Linked DNA regions of Homo sapiens: region 1 is linked to region 2. A link is an interaction called in ENCODE POLR2A ChIA-PET data of the cell type or tissue named here. Cell type or tissue: MCF 10A. All regions are shown on one strand. Links, peaks and the distances in the headings refer to the core of each region. The heading gives the core; the rest is flanking DNA. Region 1 has its middle 55 kb from the start of SPATA31E1. Region 2 has its middle 91 kb from the start of DAPK1.

Region 1 (10,757 bases), core at 3,933-8,932, 420 kb before region 2:
CCTCCTCTTTTCCCCGGGTAAGAGTAGTTGGGATACCAGAAACTTTTAATGGTTTCTGAGATTGAATCATTAACATAAACGAAATAACTGGACCACAAATTGTCAAAATGCATCCCTCACACATCAGTACAACTTCTCCTCTAATTGTTGATGGCCCAAGTCTTTCTGAAAACATTAATCTGGGGGTGAGAACTTGGGAGATAAACACAGTCATGTTCTTTATAAATAAGGAGCCTCCCTGACAGTAGAAATCACAAAGAAAAAGAAAGAAGACCATGGGCCTCTTCCCTTTGAATTGTCTTCCCTCTTGCTATGTTACTGCTTGAGCTTCCTTTGTGGGCTCCATATTGTCACTGTTCTTTCCACCACTCATAAAAACACCACGGGGCAGGCTCCAGAGTGACCACAGCTAGGCCCCAGCTCTGCCAGCTGTGGGCTTCTGTTTCCTGGCGTCTCTCTTCTTCCTGGCATCTCTCTTCATCTCTCTAGGCTCTTGGTGAATTTGTACTGGTGGAAAAAGATGTCAAGATTAGTAAGAAAGGAAAGATTTACAACCTGAATGAGGGCAATGCTAAGTATTTTGACAGGGCCGTCACCGAATATGTGCAGAAAAAGAAATTCCCTGAGGTGAGTGAAGAAAGCCCAGGTGGGTCGGAGGGAAAGTGTTGTCTCTATGGGGTCCTGTTTGGGTGGTGGCTTCAGGGGGCCTTGCTGAAAGAGGTTGGAGCCACTGTTCATAGTTCTGGACAGTATGAGAATGGCAGACTCTGCTTTTCTTCATAAGCAATCAGTATCTTTTATAGCTAAAATTTACATTCTAAAGGTAATACTTCCCTTTACATTTAAGTTGTTCCAGGAGAAATTGTTTGTAGCAAAAGTTAGGGATCACACTTGCAAAATTCAGAGCTCAGGCCAGAACCTTTCTTAAGTCATTTGTTTAATCTAAGCTCCAACCTGCAGATTCACTCACTCAGTTGCATTTGCTTTTCGAAGGAATAATTACACAAGAGAACTTCAAAAAGTTCATGGAAAAAAATGAAATTAAAATATAACAATAAAAAATACAAAATTTATTTCTCAACATAAGCTCCATTGAGCTCAAGACACTTTTGTAAGGGTTTATACCAGCCACTTAGTCCAACCCTAAACCCAAGGTCCTGGGAATTTAACCCTGCCAAGGCAGTCTTTTTTATGTTATTTGCTCAAGAAAAATGGATGCCCTTTAAAGGTTTTTTAATATTAGAAAACAAAAAGAAGCCAGAAGGAGCCAAATCAGGGCTGTAATTATATTCCATTAAAACTCTTGCAAAATTCCCTTGTTTATTAAATTAATGAGAGGAATGAGCAGACCATTGCTGTGGTGGAGAACTCTCTGGTGAAACTTTCCTGGGCTTTGTCTGCTAAAACTGTGGCTTTCTCAGAACACTCTCTTAACAAGCATATGTGGGCCAAGGAGCCAACATCTCCCCAGTGTTGTGAAAATGAATGGCCGTGATTAGTCAAGGCCAAATTGTATCCTGCACCTTCAGAGGCTCTTGCTCTCCTCCCTCAAGTTATGCCCATCTATAGTTATCCATCCATCCATCCATCCATCCATCCATCCATCCACCCATTCTTATATCCCTTCATGCCTCCCTCCCTCCTGTCTATGTATGTATGTATGTATGTATGTATGTATGTATGTATGTATGTATCTATCTATCTATCTATCTATCCATCCTCCTTCCTATCTATCTATCTATCTATCTATCTATCTATCTATCTATCCTTAACTGAGAGATTTCTCACAGTTTCCTTTCCAGAGCAAAGGTAAGTTGAAGAGTAGCAACACCTCCGTCTGTTATGTGGAGTCATTCTGGGCTTAAAAACTAGGAATTTAGGGATATAAGTTCTATCTCTAGTTCCTGGTAGTTCATTGTGTGTCTTCTGAAAGATTCTTTCTGTATTTAAATGTTTTGGTTTCATGACTTAACATTTTCTCCAAATATAAGAATTGTGTTTGTTCATGTGTAACACATGGAAGGTGCCAAAAAAAATAAAATGTAAACAAAAACCATGTGTAAGTTTCTTCACTCTCAGTAACCCCACTGTGAACATCATCATTCATCTCTCTAGGTTTTGTTTTCTTGCAAATGTGCTTACATAGTTATCAAATGTAATCCACTTATAAATACAGTTTTTAAACCTGCATTTCTACTTACATCTACTTCATGAGTATTTCCTAGTTATTAAAAATTCTTCAAAAGCACATTGCTGTACCATAACGTATTTAATCATTCTCAGGTTGTTCTACACTTAGTCTGTGTCCAGCTTTTCACTCCATAAAAAAATATTGCAGTGAGCCCCTTTGTACCTCGTCTTTGCTGATCTGAAAATTCCCTCAGAAGGTATTCCTAGAAGTAGGATTTCTGGTAAAATAGAATTGTGGATCCTCACCTTAGTCTTCACTGTTAAGTCAGGCCAAGACGTTTCATCTTGGATCCAATAAAGGGCTAGGTAACTAAAATACCCGAAGACTTGGTAATTTCCTGCCTGTAGTGTGGTTTCAAGGGATGCAACTAGAGGACAGTATAATATAATGATCTTCATTGTAACTATGAGTTGGATTTAATAATAATAGTTAACATTTACTGGGTGATTAATATGTGGTAAGCCCTGTTTTAAGTGTTTTACACGTATTAACTCCTTTATTCTCATAACAACTCTTGGAGGCAGGTACAGATGGGGAAGATAAGGCACAGAGGGGTTCAATTACTTATCCAAGGTAAGTGGCTGAGCCAGGATTCAAACCCAAGCATTCTGGCTGCCAACCCATACCGTTAACCACGACATGACCCTGCTTGGAAACAATCAAATGGGGAAGAACCCTCACCTCCCACACACTAGGGTTGCAGGGCTTAGGGCTGCCTAACCTGCAGGGAGATAGCACCTCCTCCTTGCTGGCTGCAGAGTTTCTGCCTCCTTCACCTTGGTTCCTTTTCCTGCTTTATGGGCTGTGTGCCTGCTGGGTATGGGCAGGACAAAAGCCCAGATGAAGAACACACAATTCTGTATCTGGAAGGGAAGAGGAATATGTATCAGGCTGTTTTCAGGAATCTGCTGGAAGGGGAATGGAGGGAGGAAACGAATGAGAAAACACGGCTTCAGGGGTTTGGTATTTTGTGTTCTCATATTTGTTTTTGACAATTGTTAGAGCATTAGGCTTGCCTAATTAGCAGTAATAGTTCCTTACATTTTTCACAAATTCCACCTGGTGCAATGCCAGATGTGATCTATAAAATCAGAGTTCCTAGAGATGACAGGTATAGTGGTAATGAATTCCCTCAGTATTTGCTTTTCTGCAAAGGATCTTATTCTCCTTTGCCGATGAAGTTTAGTTTGGCTAGATATGAAAGTCTTGGTTGGAGTTTCTTTTAAGAATGTTGATCATTCCCTGTGACTCATGGGAAATGGACCTCTGCTGAGAGGTCCATTGTTAGTTTGATGGGCTTCCCATTGTAGGTGACTTGACCCTTCTCTCTAGCTGCTTTTAACATTTTTTCTTTCATTTCAAGCTTGGAGAATCTGATGATTATGTGTCTTGTGGATGATCTTCTTGTGAAGTATCTTACTAGGGTTCCCTGCATTTCCTGAATTTTCTATTGGCCTCTCTAGCTCAGTTGGTGAAGTTCTCATGGGTGATAACCTGAAATATGTTTTCCACCATTCTCTCCATCTCTTTCAGAGACATTAATGAGTCATAGATTGGGTCTTTTTACATAATCTCTATTTCTCAGAGGTTTTTTTTTCATTCCTTTTTATTCTTTTTTTCTTTATTCTTGTCTGACTCTCTTATTTCAGAAAGCCAGTCTTCAAGCTCTAAGATTCTTTCCTCAGCTTCATCTATTGTGCTATTAATACTTGCGATTGCGATTAGTGTGTTTTTCAGCTCTATCAGGTTGATTACATTCCTTTTCATACTGGCTATTTAGTCTGTCAGCTCCTGTATTGTTTTGTTGTGATTCTTAGCATCCTTGGATTAGGTTTCAACATTCTCCTTAATCTCGATGATCTTCCTTCCTGTTTGTATTCTGAATTCTATTTCTGTCATTTCAGTCATCTCAGCCCAGTTCAGAACCCTTGCTGGAGAGGTAATGCAGTCATCTGGCGGAAAGAAGGCACACAGGCTTTCTGAGCTGTCAACTTTCTTGCATTCATTCTCATCTGTGTGGGCTGATGTTCCTTCAGTCTTTGAAGTTCTGTCCTTTGGATGGGTTTTTTTTCTTTTATCCTATTTGATAACCTTGAGGGTTTGATTGTGGTACAAGGTGGGTTCAGTGGACTGGCTTTGTTTCTGGAAGATTTTAGGGGGTCAAAGCTCAGCTCCCAACTTCTGGACTGCATGCTCTAATTCTGGACTTCTACTGGGCTGACTTTGTTCCCTGTCTCCTTGAGGTTAGGAATCCACTGTGCTGGAGATATGGGGGTTCTCCCAGATAGCTGGTCACAACACTTGTATGGGTGGTGCCAGCCAAAGCGCTTCATAGGGTGGTGGCAGTGGAATCTGTCCTCGTTTGCATGTGCCACAGCAGTGGCAGTGGCGCTGTGGCGGGGTGCATGCTTGTCCACTGTGGTGGGGTGCTAGTGGGTGCTAGGTTGCCGGCCTCTGTGCAGGTGTTCACAGCAGTGGCAGAGGCAGCATGGTGTCAGGAGGAAGGGCACCCCAGCTGGCGTCTTACATGTGTTTGCACTGGTGATGGTGTTAGCATGTGGGTGGGGTGCTGGTGGGTGCAGGAGTGTGTGTGTCCTCTGTGTGTGTTCCTCTGGGTGGCAGTGACCACTCAGGGTGGATGTGTGTCCATTATTCTCCATGCCTAGTTTCAGGCTGGTGGTAGCTTGGCACAGGGGTGGGGCATTAGTGGGGGCAAGGTCTACCCATACACATATGCTCTGGCAAAGCCATATGGGGGGTGGCTTGGGCAAGTGTGTGCAGGCAAAGCAGCACAGGGGAGACTGCAATGTGGGGAGGGCATTAGCAGGTTGGTGTATGTCTGTGGGGCTACTCTGCTGGAGCTCTCTGCTGGTCAGGTATGGTCTGCCAGCACAGGAGCTATGATGTGGGGCCCTAGGAGGTACCCTCTGTGGGCACCCAAGGCTGCATTGCAAGCAGGCATGGCCAGGCTGGGGCCCCAGGAGAGACCAGGAGACTGAGGGGTGCTCAGGTCGGACTGGCCCTGTCTCATGGACCACCCCGTGGTCAAGAAGACAAGAAGAGGATGGGCTTTAGGTAGGAGTCGGACACCACTTCCATCATAACAAGAGGAAAGGCAGGATATTTACTCAACACCTGGCAAATAAGGAACATGGTCCCATCTCCAGGAAGCTGCAGTCTGGTTGGAGTGGCAAGACATTACAACAAAAAAAGAATAATTCAGTGTGCGATAAGCCTACAGGGACCAAGTGCTGTAGTATTGTGTAGGCATTTACAAGAAATACTTCAAGTTATGTTTCACTTATGTCTATAAATCAAGGAAGGTTGAGGTCCCTTAGGAGGCCTCATTGGCTTTGTTCAGAGATTTCCCAGGCTTGGTTTCCATCTTAACTTATTTTAATGATTTGTTGGTAACACACACACACACACACACACACACAGTTTCTAACCAAAACACCTTGAGAGGACATCAGTTCACATTTGATCTTACTGGCATTTACTCCGTTCTTGATCCATTACTCAGTCTAGTTGTGTTCAGGTCTTTAAAGCCTGGAAAGGTTATTTTGCCAAAGTACTAGTTTTGAAGCTTACTTTGTTTGTCATTACTCATGACTGATACCATGCTGAGTTAACCCCAAATATTTTTGGAACACAAAACACTTGATGGCTGCCCTAAGGAATTTGCTGTCTCCCTGTGCACTGTCAGAGAATTATCAGATTAGAGAAAGAAATCATAGATGGATCACTGAATGGGGAAAACCAAACCTGCCTCAGGGAGCAACGTAATCATATTGTCATGACTTACCTCTTATACCTACTCTAAGGAACATCATGACCTTTGACATATTTCTCTCTGGTCAAACATCCTTTTTATTACATGTGTGAGTAGTGAAATCGCAGTTTACAAATAAATTGTTTTATTTCTTTAAATAATTGCTAAAGGTGTTTAAGATTTTGCCACGTATAAACACTGCATGCAGTAAGAGAAGAGTAGTCATTATTTAAGGAAGTCTGCTTCTCAGAAAGCTAAAACTATTGTGAACCATAGTGATTCAAGCAGGAGCTTCAAGGAGCTACCAAACAACAGTTGTTCATATAGACTTTCTTTCTATCTTTCTCTTTCTTTCTTTCTTTTCTTTCTCTCTTTCTTTTCTTTTTCTTTCTTTCTCTTTCTTCCTTTCCTTTCCCTTTCTTTCTTCCTTTCCTTTCCCTTTCTTTCTTTCTTTCTTTCTTTCTTTCTTTCTTTCTTTCTTTCTTTCTTTCTTTCTTCTTTTCTTTCTTTCTCTTTATTTGTTTAGCTGCTCTCTTAAGATTGCTACAGGATATTGTCTCTTACTTTAAGTAGTCCTACATTTAATAAGTCCAACCACATGTCGACATTTGAGGGGCTCATAATGAATGAAATGCACAATTGTATAATCTTTTCAATTTCTACACTAGTGGGTGGAGGATAGGGGGTCAGGAATGTAGAGGTCACCCCAACTGGATGTGTGACCCCAGAGCAGGTACTGACTAATCATGAAGGCCACTGAATTTTGTCTCTTCTCTTTCTGCCTTGTAGGACAGCAGTGCTCCCTATGGGGTCAGGTATGTGAGCTCTATGGTGGTGGATATGCACCACATCTTGGTCTACAGAGAAATCTTCATGTACCCAGGCAACAAGAAGAGCCCTCAGGGCAAGGGAATTCTCCTTTGTCCACTGGCTGTGCATCCAGTCAGGGAGCAGGAGGAGCTCTCTCCTCTCATGCCTGCTGTTTGGCTACTGCACTGCTGCTCCTTGGCAAGTCTGTGTGGTGGGCAGGGGAAGAGAAACCAGCTCTGTTTCCTTTGAGTGAGCCTCCAGGCTGTGGTAGGTTTGAAGGAGAAGGCCGAAATTATGTGACTGGTGTTTCTTACTGTCCTTCCCCTCTGGCCTCACACCCATCATTCACCATGAGCCATCTGTGTGTTTTATTTGCCACAGGCTGCGTCTGACTTTTAGCTTCAGCATCTGATTAGGGATCATAGACCCCATAAGGAATCTAATGAAATTTATCAACACACTTCCCAGAAAAATGCAGATAAACATACATGTTACATACACATTACATGTTTAGAGGGTTTACAGATGCCCTGAAGTCTACCCAAGAATCCCCCAGAGAATTCCCAAAATCCAGAATAAGAACTTCTGCTCAGAACTCATCAAATATGACTGTAAACGTTGTTCCTGGAAGGTCTAACTGCAACTCAGCTCTATCCCATATCAATTAATTGTAGGGTAGAGGCCAGCGGCAGAAGTTGTAACTGACAATTTATTTGCGGGACCTGTGGCTGGCAGCTCTGGGTGGAAAAGATTTCCTTGATGCAAGAGCTGAAGGCTCTTCCCCAACATCAGCAAGCCTGGGGAGCTGAGCAGGTGGTCTTTATCCTGCACTTCCTGGGCCACCTTCTCTGGCAGCAGGAAACAGACCCGGGCGGGATCAAGGAGCACTGTTGGAGATGGGTCAGGCTTCTTAAGGGGAAGGACCCCTCCAGCTGGGCTGTGTGAGCTGGGGACAACATGGCCTTCCCAGCAGGAACCCACTGGAGACACCTGGGCCTTGTCAGTCAAGTTATTTTCTGTCAAGCAATTGGGATAAACATTTCCCTCTAGGGGCCCCGGACTGCACCTGAAGGAACTGAGGTCTCCCTGGGTCTCCAGGGCCCTGGAAGCGGATGTCCTGCCGAGAGAGGGGGCTTTTCTTGTCCTCCTGCTCCTGGGTCTCTACCTGACCCTCCTCCTCTATCACTGCTCTGGGCTCTTCTTGGGTCCTCACCTTGGTCTTATTCGGCGGCCTGGCTGGGATCGGAATCAGCTTCCTAGCCCCAGCCACCTGCTCACGTGGTGAAGGCAGTTAGAGAGTGAACTTGCTGCTGGGAGGAGGGATCCTCACCGAGCTGGGGTGTCCCAACATCATGGAGTTGCCACTAGACAGCACGGGTTTCTTCCTTGAGGGGAGCCCGCAGCCCACAGCAGGCAGGACCCCCAGGGGGGCGCCCGTGTCTGGCGGGAGAGGACACGGTCTCCTAGGCGCGCTGTAGAAGCTGACTGGAGAAGGCCCGCGACTCTGCTGAGGGTTAAAGAGGAATCGGAAAGGGCCCGGGGTAGACGTGGGCGCCACAGGGTGAGCCGGGCCAGGCTGAGAGGACTCACGGGCTATGGGAGCTTGTGGGCGACGGTCCGGCAGGGGCCTGCGGCGGGAACAGGGACAAAATATACTTAATAAATTGCCCATTTAGAGCAAGTTGTGTGGGTACAATGGCGAGAAAACGGTCAGTAATGGAGACGCTGCTCCGTAGTCGCCCACTTCTCTTTCTCCAGGCGCGCACTGGACGGCTGAGCGATTGTGAGGCCCCAGTGGGGCTGGTGACAGAACCAAGGCGCGCCGAAGCGCGCGGCAGCACCCCCGCCCTAGGGCGCCTACCAGAGGGGTAAAAGGGCAAAAGAGAGAGCCCCTCCCCCACCACGCCCGCCTCCGCCGGGCCCAGCAGGACTCTCTAACACCTGGGGACATCCTGCTGCTGGGGGCAGGTGTGTGGCCTCGGATGGGTCCCTCTGTGGGGCTGTGGGGTATGCGGGCTGACATGTCAGAGCCCTTCCCGCCTGGCGCCTGGCCTGGGCGCTGCCTTGGCACCCAGTGGCCTTGTATTGGCCGGCCCTGTCCCCTGGGTTACAGGGCCAGAACCTGCTGGAAGCCGAGCATGGGGCCACCTGGATGCTACCAGGCTACCCCACGGCTGCTCCAGTGCCTCTATGCCGCCTGGAGCCAGGCCCACCTTCTACATGGCCACTAGGGGCCACCAGCCCCGCTACGAAGGTTTCCAAGGAGAGGACGCGGTGCCCTGACCTGACTGGATGCTGCCCCTTACCACATCCCTTCCTGGCAGGCGGGATCTCCACTTCTTTTCACAAATGTACCTAAGACCTTTCTGCAGGTCATTCAGGTGTTCATGGCCCAACCAGGCTTTGAACCCGGGCTGTGCGATTCCACAGCTGGCGCTCTGGCTTGTGTGCCTCCTGATCATGGATACAGCATGTATTCTTATTTTTACTGTAGTCCTGCGGTACTTAGCACCTGGCATATCTGTAATAAGCACATGCACACCTAGAAGTAGGTCTTCACTTCAACATGTAAGTTGACCATGGCCCACTCCGGGCTCCAGTCCTCGACAAAGATGTAGGGCAGGGACTACCAGTTGCCAGCATAGCACCATCCCACATTGCTCTTCTAATGGAGCCTTTCAGCCCAGATGTTCTTTCTTGTCTAGTGGGAAGGATCCAAGTATGTAAAGATTATGTTCTAGATCAGCTTTGGTCTATCCTAAAAGAAATTCACCAGGGGACTTATTCCATATTGATAAGAAGCCAGTTTCTTTGGCCTTCCTGGAATATGTCTAGAAAGCAAATGTGTCATTTATTTGCAAGTTAATAGTGGAGCAATGTATTGGATTAAAATATGATCAACACAATTTGGTCATTGTGAGCATGCCAGCTGGATCCACTCTTCACCACACATTAACACCTAAATATAATTTCAGATCTTATGCCCAAGAGAAGGACATACTCTTGGGTGTCTGGACAAGGAAAACATGCGTGAAAAATCAACGATTCTTCTTAGATCCCTCAGGCAAGTGAAGTCATGGAGCAAACCACGACCCCATAATTGGAGAGACAGAGTAATACTAAAAATCACAAGTTACAGCCTCAGAAACCCACAGGTAGAGACCTCCACAGGAATAAGCAACTGGGTGGGGAAAGCAAAGTGCAACTGACAAATTGCTTGAGGCCCAGTGTGAGCAAGGCTGAGAGTTAAAACTCTTAAGAGTTCCCAGTCATAGAGAGGCCCCATGAGCTGTAAAGCTTCAATAGCTGTACTGGGTTCTGAAAGTGAAAAGGTGTGAAAAATTGCATTTCTCTAATGATTAGTAATGTTGCATTACTCTGGTGGTTAGTAATTTTTTCATTTTTGCTGGCCACTTGCATGTCTTCTTTTGAGAAGTGTCTGTTAATGTCTTTTGCCCATTTCTTGATGAGGCTATTTGGTTTTTAATTTTGTCTTGTTCAATTGTTTACATTCCTTATAGATTCTGGATATTAGGGCTTTGTCAGATGCTTAGTTTGCAAATATTTTCTCCCATTCTGTAGGTTGTCTGTTTGCTCTGTTGATAGTTCTTTTACTGTGCATAAGCACTTTTGTTTAATTAGGTCCCACTTGTCAATTTTTGCATTTGTTGCAATTGCTTTTGAGGATATAGTCGTAAATTCTTTGCCAGTGCTGATGTCCAGAACGTTGTTTTCTAGGTTTTCTTCTAGGATTCTTATATTCTGAGGTCTTACATGTGAATCTTTAATCCATAGTGGTTACTTTTTGTATATGGTGAAAGGTAGGGGTCCAGTTTCAGTCTTCAGTATATGGCTAGCCAGATATCTCAGGAACATTTATTGACTAGGGAGTCCTTTCCTCTTTGCTTATTTTTGTCAACTTTGTTGAAGATCATATGACTGTAGGTGTTCAGCTTTATTGTTGGTTTCTCTATTCTGTTCCAT
Region 2 (10,757 bases), core at 3,565-8,564:
GATACGAGGTTGGGGCATGGAAATAAGGGATTGGGGCGCAGAGATATGAGGTTGGGGTACTTGCCCCTCTAGAAAAGTGGGACTTGCTGCTAAGAGTGAAGGAGAAGGGGTTGAGGGGTACTTGCCCCTCTCCCAGAAAAGCAGAGAAGGGGTAGAGACAAGGAAAGAAGGGGTTGGGGTACTTGCCCTGTCCCCGGAAAAGCAGAGAAGGGGTAGAGACAAGGAGAGAAGGGCTTGGGGTACTTGCCCTGTCCCCGGAAAAGCAGAGAAGGGGTAGAGACAAAGAGAGAAGGGCTTGGGGTACTTGCCCTGTCCCCAGAAAAGCAGAGAAGGGGTAGAGACAAGGAGAGAAGGGGTTGGGGTACTTGCCCCTTCCCCAGAAAAGCGGGACTTGCCGCTAAGGGTGAAGGACCAAGGCAGGCGTCCCTGCGTGGTCTGACACCCTTGAAACGTGGGTGTATAATCAGAGAGGTGTCCCTGCAATGATTAAACACCAAGGGAAGCCTGCCTTCTCAATCCGTGACCGGCACCGGAGTTTTGGGTCCACGGATAAAATGTGTCTCCTTTGTCTCTACCAGAAAATGAAAGGAATTGAAATTAAGAGAAGGGAGAGATTGAAGTGTGGCGCCAAGATTGAAAGAAGAAAGAGGTTGAGGGATAGTGAGGGAGGTTGGAGAAGAGAGTAAAAAGAGGCCGCTTACCGGATTTGAAATTGGTGAGACGTTTCTTGGGCTGGTCGGTCTGAGGACCTGAGGTCGTAGGTGGATCTTTCTCACGGAGCAAAAAGCAGGAGGACGGGGGATTGATCTTCCAAGGGAGGTCCCCCGATCCGAGTCACGGCACCAAATTTCATGCGCGTCGGTGTGAAGAGACCACCAAACAGGCTTTGTGTGAGCAATAAAGCTGTTTATTTCACCTGGGTGCAGGCGGGCTGAGTCCGAAAAGAGAGTCAGCAAAGGCAGATAGGGGTGGGGCTGTTTTATAGGATTTGGGTAGGTAAAGGAAAATTACAGTCAAAGGGGGTTTGTTCTCTGGCGGGCAGGAGTTGGGGTTGCAAGGTGCTCAGTGTGGGTGCTTTTTGAGCCAGGATGAGCTAGGAAAAGGACTTTCACAAGGTAATGTCATCACTTAAGGCAAGGACCGGCCATTTACACTTCTTTTGTGGCAGAATGTCATCAGTTAAGGTGGGGCAGGGCATATTCACTTCTTTTGTGATTCTTCAGTTACTTCAGGCCATCTGGGCGTATATACGTGCAAGTCACAGGGGATGTGATGGCTTGGCTTGGGCTCAGAGGCCTGACAGGAAGGAGATAAGGCTGCTCGCTATCAGCATGGTTATTCTGCCTTGTGGAAAAATATATAGTTTAATTATACCTTCCTTAATGCATCCTTCTAATTGTAAACACTACAGAAGAAATCACAAAGAAGGAGTCATAATTTTGACTCTATTCAGTTCAAACATATAAAACCTCGTGACTTTAAAAAACATTAAATGGCTAATGGCAATCAAGCGGAAAGAGCAAACGACAGAGAGTTAATAAAGTGAATATATGAACATCATTGATAGCAGTAGCACTCCAATAGCAACAGACTATAGGATACGGGATTCACTGGCAAAATAAAAATGTCAGCAAACAAATGGAAATGTCTTCAACCACACTTGTTATCAAAGAAATGCAAATGAAAACAATGAAGTGGTGATTATCACCTAAGAAACCAGTGGGTGGCTCATGCCTGGAATTCCAGCACTTTGGGAGGCCTGAGTCGGGTGGATAACCTGAGGTCGGAAGTTCAAGACCAGCCTGGCCAACATGGCGAAACCCCATCTCTACTAAAAATATAAAAATTAGCCGGGCGTGCTGGTGGCCGCCTGTAATCCCAGCTACTCAGGAGGCTAAGGCAAGAGAATCACTTGAACCTAGGAGGCGGAGGTTGCAGTGAGCTGAGATCACGCCATTGCACTCCAGCCTGGGCGACAACAGCGAAACTCCATCTCAAAAAAAAAAAACAAAAAACCAGGAAAGCTGAAAACGTTGGTAGAGAGGCTGGCAAGAGCATGGTGCCTGCTGGGAGGTGACTTACTGTAGATTCTCTGGAAAGCCATTTGGCGTTATGTATCAATAATCTGTAAAGTTCATACCACAGATGCCTGAAAATCTATATGGAAGAAATAATCAGAAAGTCAGAAAAAGATTCATATGCAAGAATATTAATCACAACGTTTTCTATATGGGTTAAGTATTCAAGAATATAAGAATATTTAAGTAAAATGTGACTTACTCATATAAGAATATAAGGTGATTAAAATCATATTCCTGAAGAATTTTCAGGGGCATGAAAATAATCATAATACATGAAAAATGAAACGTCATGCAAACTATTTATTTTATGCTCCCAATTATGTAAAATAAAGAATTCCATTGGAAACAGAGCATATAATGCTTGCAATTATATGTATATTTAAAAGTACCAAAATATTAAGTGTTTAACATATCAGGTGGACATTCAGGTGATTTTTAATAATTTTCTTCTCCATGGTTCTTCATATTTCCTGTAATGAGCATGAATGTTTTTTTTTTTTTTTTTTTTTTTTTTTTGAGATAGGTTCTGGGCTCTGTCACCCAGCCTGGAGTGCAGTGACATGATCTTGGCTCACTGTAATCTCCGTCTCTCAGGCTCAAGTGATCCTCCCACCTTAGCCCCCCAAGTAGTTGGGACTACAGGTGTGTACCACCGCACCCAGCTAATTTTTGTATTTTTAGTAGAGACAGGGCTTCACCACATTGCCTAGGCTGGTGAACTCCTGGCTTCAAGCGATCCACCTGCCTTGGCCTCCCAAAATGTTGGGATTACAGGCATGAGCCACCACACCTGGCCATGAATCACTTTTATAAAAGAAAAGCATTACTGGAAGTAAAACTTTTCATGATCTCTGAAGATGGTCCCCTGGCTTTCCTGCAGTCAATAGGATTCCAACCTGGGTAGAGAATTAGCCTCTTGATTTAGCATCAAAATTGCTTAAAATAAAGTGAGGATTCCCAACACATCTCAACTGTTTGGGGATCTTTTGAATGAGTTTCAAGTAAGTCTCAGTGAATTCTTTTTCCATACAAACTCAAGTAAATAAGGTGAGAACAGACGCCAATTACAGGGCCCTGGTGGCACAACCATAGCTCACTGAAACCTCCAACTCCTGGGGTTGAGCTATGCTTCTGGCTCAGCCTCCCAAGAAACTAGGACTACAAGTGTGTGCCCCTATGCCTGGCTAATTTTTATTTATTTATTTTATTTATTTATTTTTTTGAGATGGAGTCTTGCTCTTGTTGCCCAGGCTGGAGTGCAATGGTGCAATCTTGGCTCACCACAACCTCCACCTCCCGGGTTCAAGCGATTCTCCTGCCTCAGCTTCCTGAGTAGCTGGGATTACAGTCATGTGCCACCATGCCTGGCTAATTTTATATTTTTAGTAGAGATGGGGTTTCTCCATTTTGGCCAGGCTGGTTTTCAACTCCTGACTGTCAGGCCTCTGGGACCAAGCCTGCACCTATACATCCAGATGGACTGAAGGAAGCAAAGAAACACAAAGGAAGTGAAAATGGCTGGTTCCTGCCTTAACTGATGACATTCCATCATTGTGATTTGTTACTGCCCCACCTTAACTGAGTGATTAACCTTGTGAAATTCCTTCTCCTGGCTCAGAAGCTCCCCCACTGAGCACCTTGTGACCCCGCCCCTGCCCGCAAGAGAAAAACCCCCTTTGACTGTAATTTTCCACTACCCACCCAAATCCTATAAAACTGCCCCACCCCTATCTGCCTTTCCTGACTCTCTTTTCGGACTCAGCCCGCCTGCACCCAGGTGAGATAAACAGCCTCGTTGCTTACACAAAGCCTGTTTGGTGGTCTCTTCACACAGACGTGTGTGACACTGACTTCAGGTGATCCTCCCGCCTCAGTCTCCCAAAGTGCTGGGATTACAAGCGTGAGCCACGGCGCCAAGCCTAATTTTTATTTTTTGTAGATACAGATCTCACTATGTTGCCCAGGCTGGTCTTGAACTTCTGTCCTCAAGCAGTCTTCCCACCTTAGCCTCTTAAAGCATTGGGACTACAGGTATGAGCCACAGCACCTGGCCTCAGGCTCTGTGTTTCTGACAGGCTCTCAGGTAATGCTGATGGTGCTGGACAGCAAACTACAATTTGAGTAACAAGATAGAGTCCCTACAGGCCAGGCACGGTGGCTCACGCCTGTAATCCCAGCACTGTGGGAGGCCGAGGCGGGCGGATCACGAGATCAGGAGATCGAGATCATCCTGGCTAACATGGTGAAACCCCGGCTCTACTAAAAATACAAAAAAATTAGCCAGGCGTGGTAGTGAGCACCTGTAGTCCCAGCTACTCCGGAGGCTGAGGCAGGAGAATGAGGTGAACCCAGGAGGCAGAGCTTGCAGGGAGCCGAAATCACACCACTGCACTCCAGCCTGGGCAACAGAGCAAGACTGCGTCTCAAAAAAAAAAAAAAAAAAAAAAAGATGGAGTCCCTACATAAACCAAAAAGTCTTGATCATAAACCAAAAGATAAGTCTTGATAAGTCTTGATCAATTTAAAAGTTTATTTTGCCAAGGTTAAGGACATGCCTATGACACAGCCTCAGGAGGTCCTGATGACACATGTGCCCAAGGTGGTCAGGCTGCATCTTGCATTTATATGTTTTTTATATGTTTTAGAGAGACATAAGACATCAATCAATACATGTAAGATGTACATTGGCTTGGTCAGGAAAGGTGGGACAACTGGAAGTCAGGGGCTTCCAGGTCATAGATGCATTCGAAGATTTTCTGATTGGCGATTGGTTATTATCTACAGACCCGGAATCAATAGAAAAGAATGTTTAGGTTAAGGTAAGGGATTATGAAGACCAAGGTTTTACCATGCAGATGAAGCTTCAGGGTAGCAGGCTTCAGAGAGGATAGCTTGTAAATATTTACCAGACTTAGAGTCTGTTCTATCAGTCTCAAGGTCTGTGTTGACGTTAATGGTAATAAGGCATGTCCCACCCCCTCTTCCCATCATGAACAGAACTAGTTTTTCAGGTTGACTTTGGAATGCTCTTGGCCAAAAGGAAGGGTCCATTCAGACGGTTACAGGGCTCAGAATTTTATTTTTGGTTTATGCTATCTTAGAGGACAGCCCAACCTTTCCTGCTTACAAATATAAAAGATTTTGAAACAAGTTCATCAGCAGCATTAATTAGATGAGTAATGTGCATCTGGTGTCTGGGAGCCCACATCTAGGGAACTGTTCTAGGGTCATTGGGTCATTAGGAGATTAACAAATGACTTCATGGTGCAAGTGCCTTCACATGCATATGGGGATGTATGTACATCTTTTGAAACAAGTGTATTTTTGTGCATTTCTAGTGAATTTCTTTTAGGAAATTCTTGGGCATTATATTTCATCTTTCCTGATGGAGTTGCATTAGTGATCAAAAGAGCAAACCACCAATCCTTTCCCCTTGTCTTTTTTCTTTTTCTCTTTCACAAAATCTCTGGTCTCTGCATGTGTGTTCAGTAATAGGAGAAGCCAAGGCCTCCTGTGGGTCCTAGGAAATGCATTATCTACGCTAAAAATAGACAAGAGCCCATTGTCTCATGCAAAAGTAAATCCCACATACTAATCCAGCAGAAAGTGATCTAGCCTTTTTAAAGATTTATTAGTTTCTGATTTTCCTCTCTATGCATAACAATTTTTCATCTCATTCTGTGACAGATAAATTGAATTAAGTGAGAGTTGAAATAACTTCTTTTAAAGATAAATCATCTTTGTGTTACAAACCTTTGAGGTTTAGGAGGCCTCAAGATTCTTGAAGAATCAAAACATTAAGTGAGGAAGAGAAAAGTAACTGTTATTATAGAAATAGCTGCATTCCCAGCAGTGGTGTGCTGTAAATGTTTAACAACCAGCTCTCAAAAAACAAGAAACACTGCCAGGGGCTGGGGTGGGGAGTTATGAGGAGTGACTGCTAATGACTGTGTTTCTTTTTGGTGTGATGAAAATGTTCTGAAATTTGATGGTGGTAGTTGCATAACCTAATGAATATATTAGGAAACCACTGAATTGTACAATTTTAAATGGAAACAACAACAAATCTCCCTTCCCCCGAATATTATTTGCACGATTTGCTAATTTCCATAATGTAAATTCTTCCACTATTGCTGATTTCAACACCACTGGTTCCCAGTGTGGCAATTGTTTCCTAGCCACAGGGGTTTAGGAAGAAGGTGGGGTGTATATAGGATTCCCTCTCTGATTGCTTTTGCTAGCTTTTTTCTTGCTTTTTTTCTTTTTTTTTTTTTGCTTGTTTGCTTTTGTTGTTTTTTTCTGTCTTGAAGTGATCAAGATGTAGTGAAAGCACCCTGAGTGGGATATAAGTCTGAGATTCTTTCCTTTACTAATTCAAATATTCAGCCACACATTTAGCACCTCCTCATGCTGGGCTCTGTGCTGCGTATGTGCCGCAAATTCTAAGGTACCTAGAGTGACCCCTGCCACTGAAGAGACTACAGTCTAGTGAGGGATAGAAATATAAAAACACTATTGTAGAATGTGAGTGTGCATATGCCAGAATAGAAGTATGCGCACTCTGATTGAGAGAGTTACTTTCCCCCATGGAGGAGGAATAGTGGCGGTGATATCAGTGAATGTGTCAGATAAGAGATATCTATCTGACCTGGGAGCTGGGGAAGAGCACCACAATTTAAAAGAACAGCATGAACCAAGGCACAGAGGCACAAGAGTGACAGGGTGCTAAGGATACAGGCACTAATAAGTTGTGGGTAGCTCACAGGTTCGTAAGTGGCCAGGATGTAAAGTGACCAGAAAGATGGGCTTGTATGCTTTTCAAGTTTTTATGGGCCATGCTAAGGAGACTGCACCTTATGGTGCAGGAAATGGGGAGCCACTGAGGTTTGTTAAGCAAGGGAGAGACATGTGGAGATCTGCAGTATTACTTTTTGATGGTAAGAAGGATACATGGGTAGGAAAGAGAAGTGGGAATAAGCTGGAATTGAGTAGGCCAGAGAACAAGACTGTGTTATTCCAGGTGAGAGATGAATAAGCCAACAGTGTAGGGTACAAAGTGGAGGGGATGAAGTGGAGAAACACATCAAGATAAAATGTATAGAACTGATCATTCAATTGAATGTGCATGATGGAGCAGATGATGGAGTTAGGCTAATACAAAAGTTTCTATCTTAGGTGACCAGATGAATGGTGATGCCCATAAAATGCCTATGGATGGTAGGCACTGAGTGAATATTTGCAGAAGGTGGAACAAATATCTGGATCATAGAGGAGCAGCATGGTGTGATGGAAGGCACTCAGAGTGAGGAGTCAGATTAACTTTGCTTGCATCAGAGCATGGTTTGGTTACTTATTATAATCGTTGTGGGACTTTGAGCAAATTTCTTTTCTTTCTTTTTTTTTTTTTTTTTGAGATGGAATCTCACTCTGTTACCCAGGCTGGAGTGCAGTAGTGCCATCTTGGCTCACTGCAACCTCCGCCTCCTGGGTTCAAGCGATTCTCCTGCCTCAGCCTCCCAAGTAGCTGGGATTACAGGCATGTGCCACCACACTCAGCTAATTTTTGTATTTTTTTTTTAGTAGAGACGGGGTTTTGCCATGTTGGCCGGGTTGGTCTTGAACTCCTGAGCTCAAGTGATCCACCTGCCTCAGCCTCCCAAAGTGCTGGGAGTACGGGCATGAGCCACTGCGACTGGCCAAGTTTCTTAATCTCTCTGAATTTAATTTGAATCCATGTGTAGGTGAGAAGAGATTTTGTTAGTTAGTACTGGAATTATTTTACTTGGAGGGATTTTAAAAGCCTGCAGTTATTCCTAGTGCTGCCAAAGGGGAATACATTTATTAGATGAAATGGAATCAAAAACGTAGTGGAGGCAGAAATGTGTGCCCTGATCTATACACAGCCATTACAAATAGTGAAACAGTCTTATTTCTTGATATTTGGAGGATTTCTGGATACCCAGTGACTTCTGTTTGTGTTTAAAAGGTAGAAGAAGAAAGACTGATGCAGTTTAAATCTAATCGGAGGAAAAACTCCTGTGGCTCCTCAGTTGGTGTCCATGGAAACTTGATACAGCAGAGGGCCCTGATACCTGAGCTGTCAGGAGTCCAGAATATGTCTTGTTTGAGAATTCTGAGTAGTCACAAACTATCAGAACATGGGAAGGGGACCCGTGCCAGTTTCAAAGTAAAGCTGGAACTGAAGCTGTTAAATATGTATGTGGGAAAACTGAAAATGCCTTTGAAATAGGCAAAGCAGATTACTGGATGTCTTGTCCAGCATACTTTTCCAGATTATCTCTATACCTTCATTGTTTTTGAGCTATTTTACAACTCTGTAATTGTAGACAACTGATAGCAATGCAAATGATTCTTGTCCATAGGCATGCAAATACATTTTGTCTTGTGGAGAGGCAATTGACTCTCTCACACCCTCATGGAAAAACAAATTTTGCATCTAGTAAACAATTTCATTTGATCGTTTCTTGGGACTTACACTTGTGTCTGCTCTTTGGTTTCTCCTTTGGACTGCTTGCAACATCTCACTGGTTTCCTCATTAGTTAATGAGCTGAATAAAATTGGTGAATTCATTTTATATGAGAATCATGTTTTTACTCTTTAAAAAGGATGATCTGGCTGAGTGTGGAGACTCACGCCTGTAATCCTAGCACTTTGGGAGGCTGAGGCAGGTGAATCACTTGAGGTCAGGAATTTGAGACCAGCCTGCCCAACATGATGAAACCCCATCTCTATTGAAAATACAAAAATTAGCCGGATGTGGTGGCACACACCTGTAGTCCCAGCTACTTGGGAGGCTGAGGCAGAAGGATCACTTGAACCTGGGAGGCAGAGGTTGCTGTGAGCCAATATCCCGCCACTGTATTCCAGCCTAGGCAACAGAGTGAGACTCCATCTCAAAAAAAAAGAAAGAAAGAAAGAAAAAAGAATGATCAATTAATGAGCATCACAGTTACATTTTACACATTGAAAAACTAGGGTAAAAAGAAAGAATCCATCCAGCCCCAGGGTATCCTCAAGGTGCTGATGGAGGACAAATAATGATCCAGGGCAGAGGGAGGCTAGTAAGACTCCAATCTGGGATGCATTGTAGGTCCAGCTTCTACTTCCCCAAGGCCGGGAAAATTCCTCCTCATGTAGACCTTAATATATATATGTCATCAGATTTTCAGCCTTAACATGGATCATGAGATTTTAGTTCGGGATAGAACTGTGTTTCACTGTATTGAGGAGAAAGGCGTAAATGAATACTCTCTCTCTCCCTCTCTCTCTCTCATTCCTTCCTTCCTTCCTTCCTTCCTTCCTTCCTTCCTTCCTTCCTTCCCTCCCTCCCTCCTTCCTTCCTTTCTTTCTTTCTTTCTCCTTCCTTCCTTCCTTCCTTCCTTCCTTCCTTCCTTCCTTCCTTCCCTCCCTCCTTCCTTCCTCTCTCTCTCTCTTTCTTTTTTGACAAGGTCTTGCTTCATCACCCAGGCTGGAGTGCAGTGGCACATCATGGTTCACTGCAGCCTCAGTTTCCAGGACCCCAAGTGATCCTCCCACCTCAGCCTCCCAAGTAGCTGGCTGGGACTACAAGCATGTGCCACCACATCCAGCTAATTTTTAAATTTTTTTATAGAGACAAGGTCTAACTATGTTGCCTAGGTTGGTCTTGAACTCCCGGGCTCCAGTGATCCTCCTGCCTTGACCTCCCTGGTTATTATACTACTGGGATTACAGGCATGATTTGCTGCTCCTGGCCTGGTAAATAATACTGTTAAGGAGAGGGGAAACTCAACCAGGATTCAGAAAATTCTCTCTAAAGCAAATTAGGAAATTCATCTAATTTTTGATTGCCTTAAAAGCATGGATGTGTGTCTCCTCACGGCATAATGATGCACTAACAATACGTAGAAGAGATGGTCAATATTAGTGAGAGGAGGGCTTGTTTCTTACGGATGACCCGTTTAAAAAAATATACAATGATCCAGCTTTTCTCAGGATGGAGTCAGAAGGAATCTCAATAATTCCTATCACAAGACACTAACAGCATGAGGCAACCCTGCAGGAAACACAGAGAGTTTGCAAAGTCCTTCCTTGTGGCCTAAGGAAAATGACTTCTGGGTACTCAGGATAGCCCAATGTGATCAATCTTCAGAATATCAGCGTTTTCTTGGTAGTGAACTAACTGCACAATCCAGGTGGGGCAGGACGTCTGGGTGCTGAAGAATGGGAGCGGATGTAAGGAGCGCCTTGTTGGGGAAAGGAGAGATAAAGGCATGGAGGCATCAAGCATTGGGGTCTCTAGGGTGTAAGCCATGTGCGATGTGGCCAAATGAGTTCTTTTTTTTTTTGAGACCTTGTTTCACTCTTGTTGCCCAGGCTGGAGTGCAATGGCGTGATCTCGGCTCACCACAACCTCTGCCTCCTGGGTTCAAGCGATTCTCCTGCCTCAGCCTCTGAGTAGCTGAGATTACAGGCATGCGCCACCACGCCTGGCTAATTTTGTATTTTTAGTAGAGACGAGGTTTCTCCACGTTGGTCAGTCTGGTCTTGAACTCCTGATCTCAGGTGATCCCCCCTTCCTCGGCCTCCCAAAGTGCTGGGATTACAGGCGTGAGCCACCGCATCTGGCCCAAAGGAGTTCTTGAAGGAAAATTTATCTATTACAAAATAAGAAA

What was found. ChIA-PET counts read pairs that join two places held together with the same protein. Peaks named below come from ENCODE experiments on the same cell type or tissue, not always from the same donor. Only the 100,000 strongest peaks of a DNase experiment are listed, where the experiment ranks them.
Region 1: POLR2A ChIA-PET joins it to region 2 with 5 read pairs; 2 of 35 experiments call an interaction of 5 or more read pairs at or near these places.

Annotation. Positions count from the first base shown.
Region 1 is chr9:87,822,625-87,833,381 of GRCh38, reverse strand. It overlaps the pseudogene NPAP1P7 and the pseudogene FBP2P1. Among named protein-coding and RNA genes, the nearest start is that of SPATA31E1, 55 kb to the left of the region's middle. In MCF 10A, for the core only: no CTCF peak of the experiment used is centred there; no DNase peak of the experiment used is centred there.
Region 2 is chr9:87,401,239-87,411,995 of GRCh38, reverse strand. It overlaps the pseudogene LOC112268032. Among named protein-coding and RNA genes, the nearest start is that of DAPK1, 91 kb to the left of the region's middle. RefSeq lists enhancers at 379-1,032, 1,033-1,686, 1,687-2,342, 5,939-6,489, 8,659-9,274 and 1 more and a cis regulatory region at 1,216-1,789. In MCF 10A, for the core only: no CTCF peak of the experiment used is centred there; a DNase peak (open chromatin) is centred at 6,075.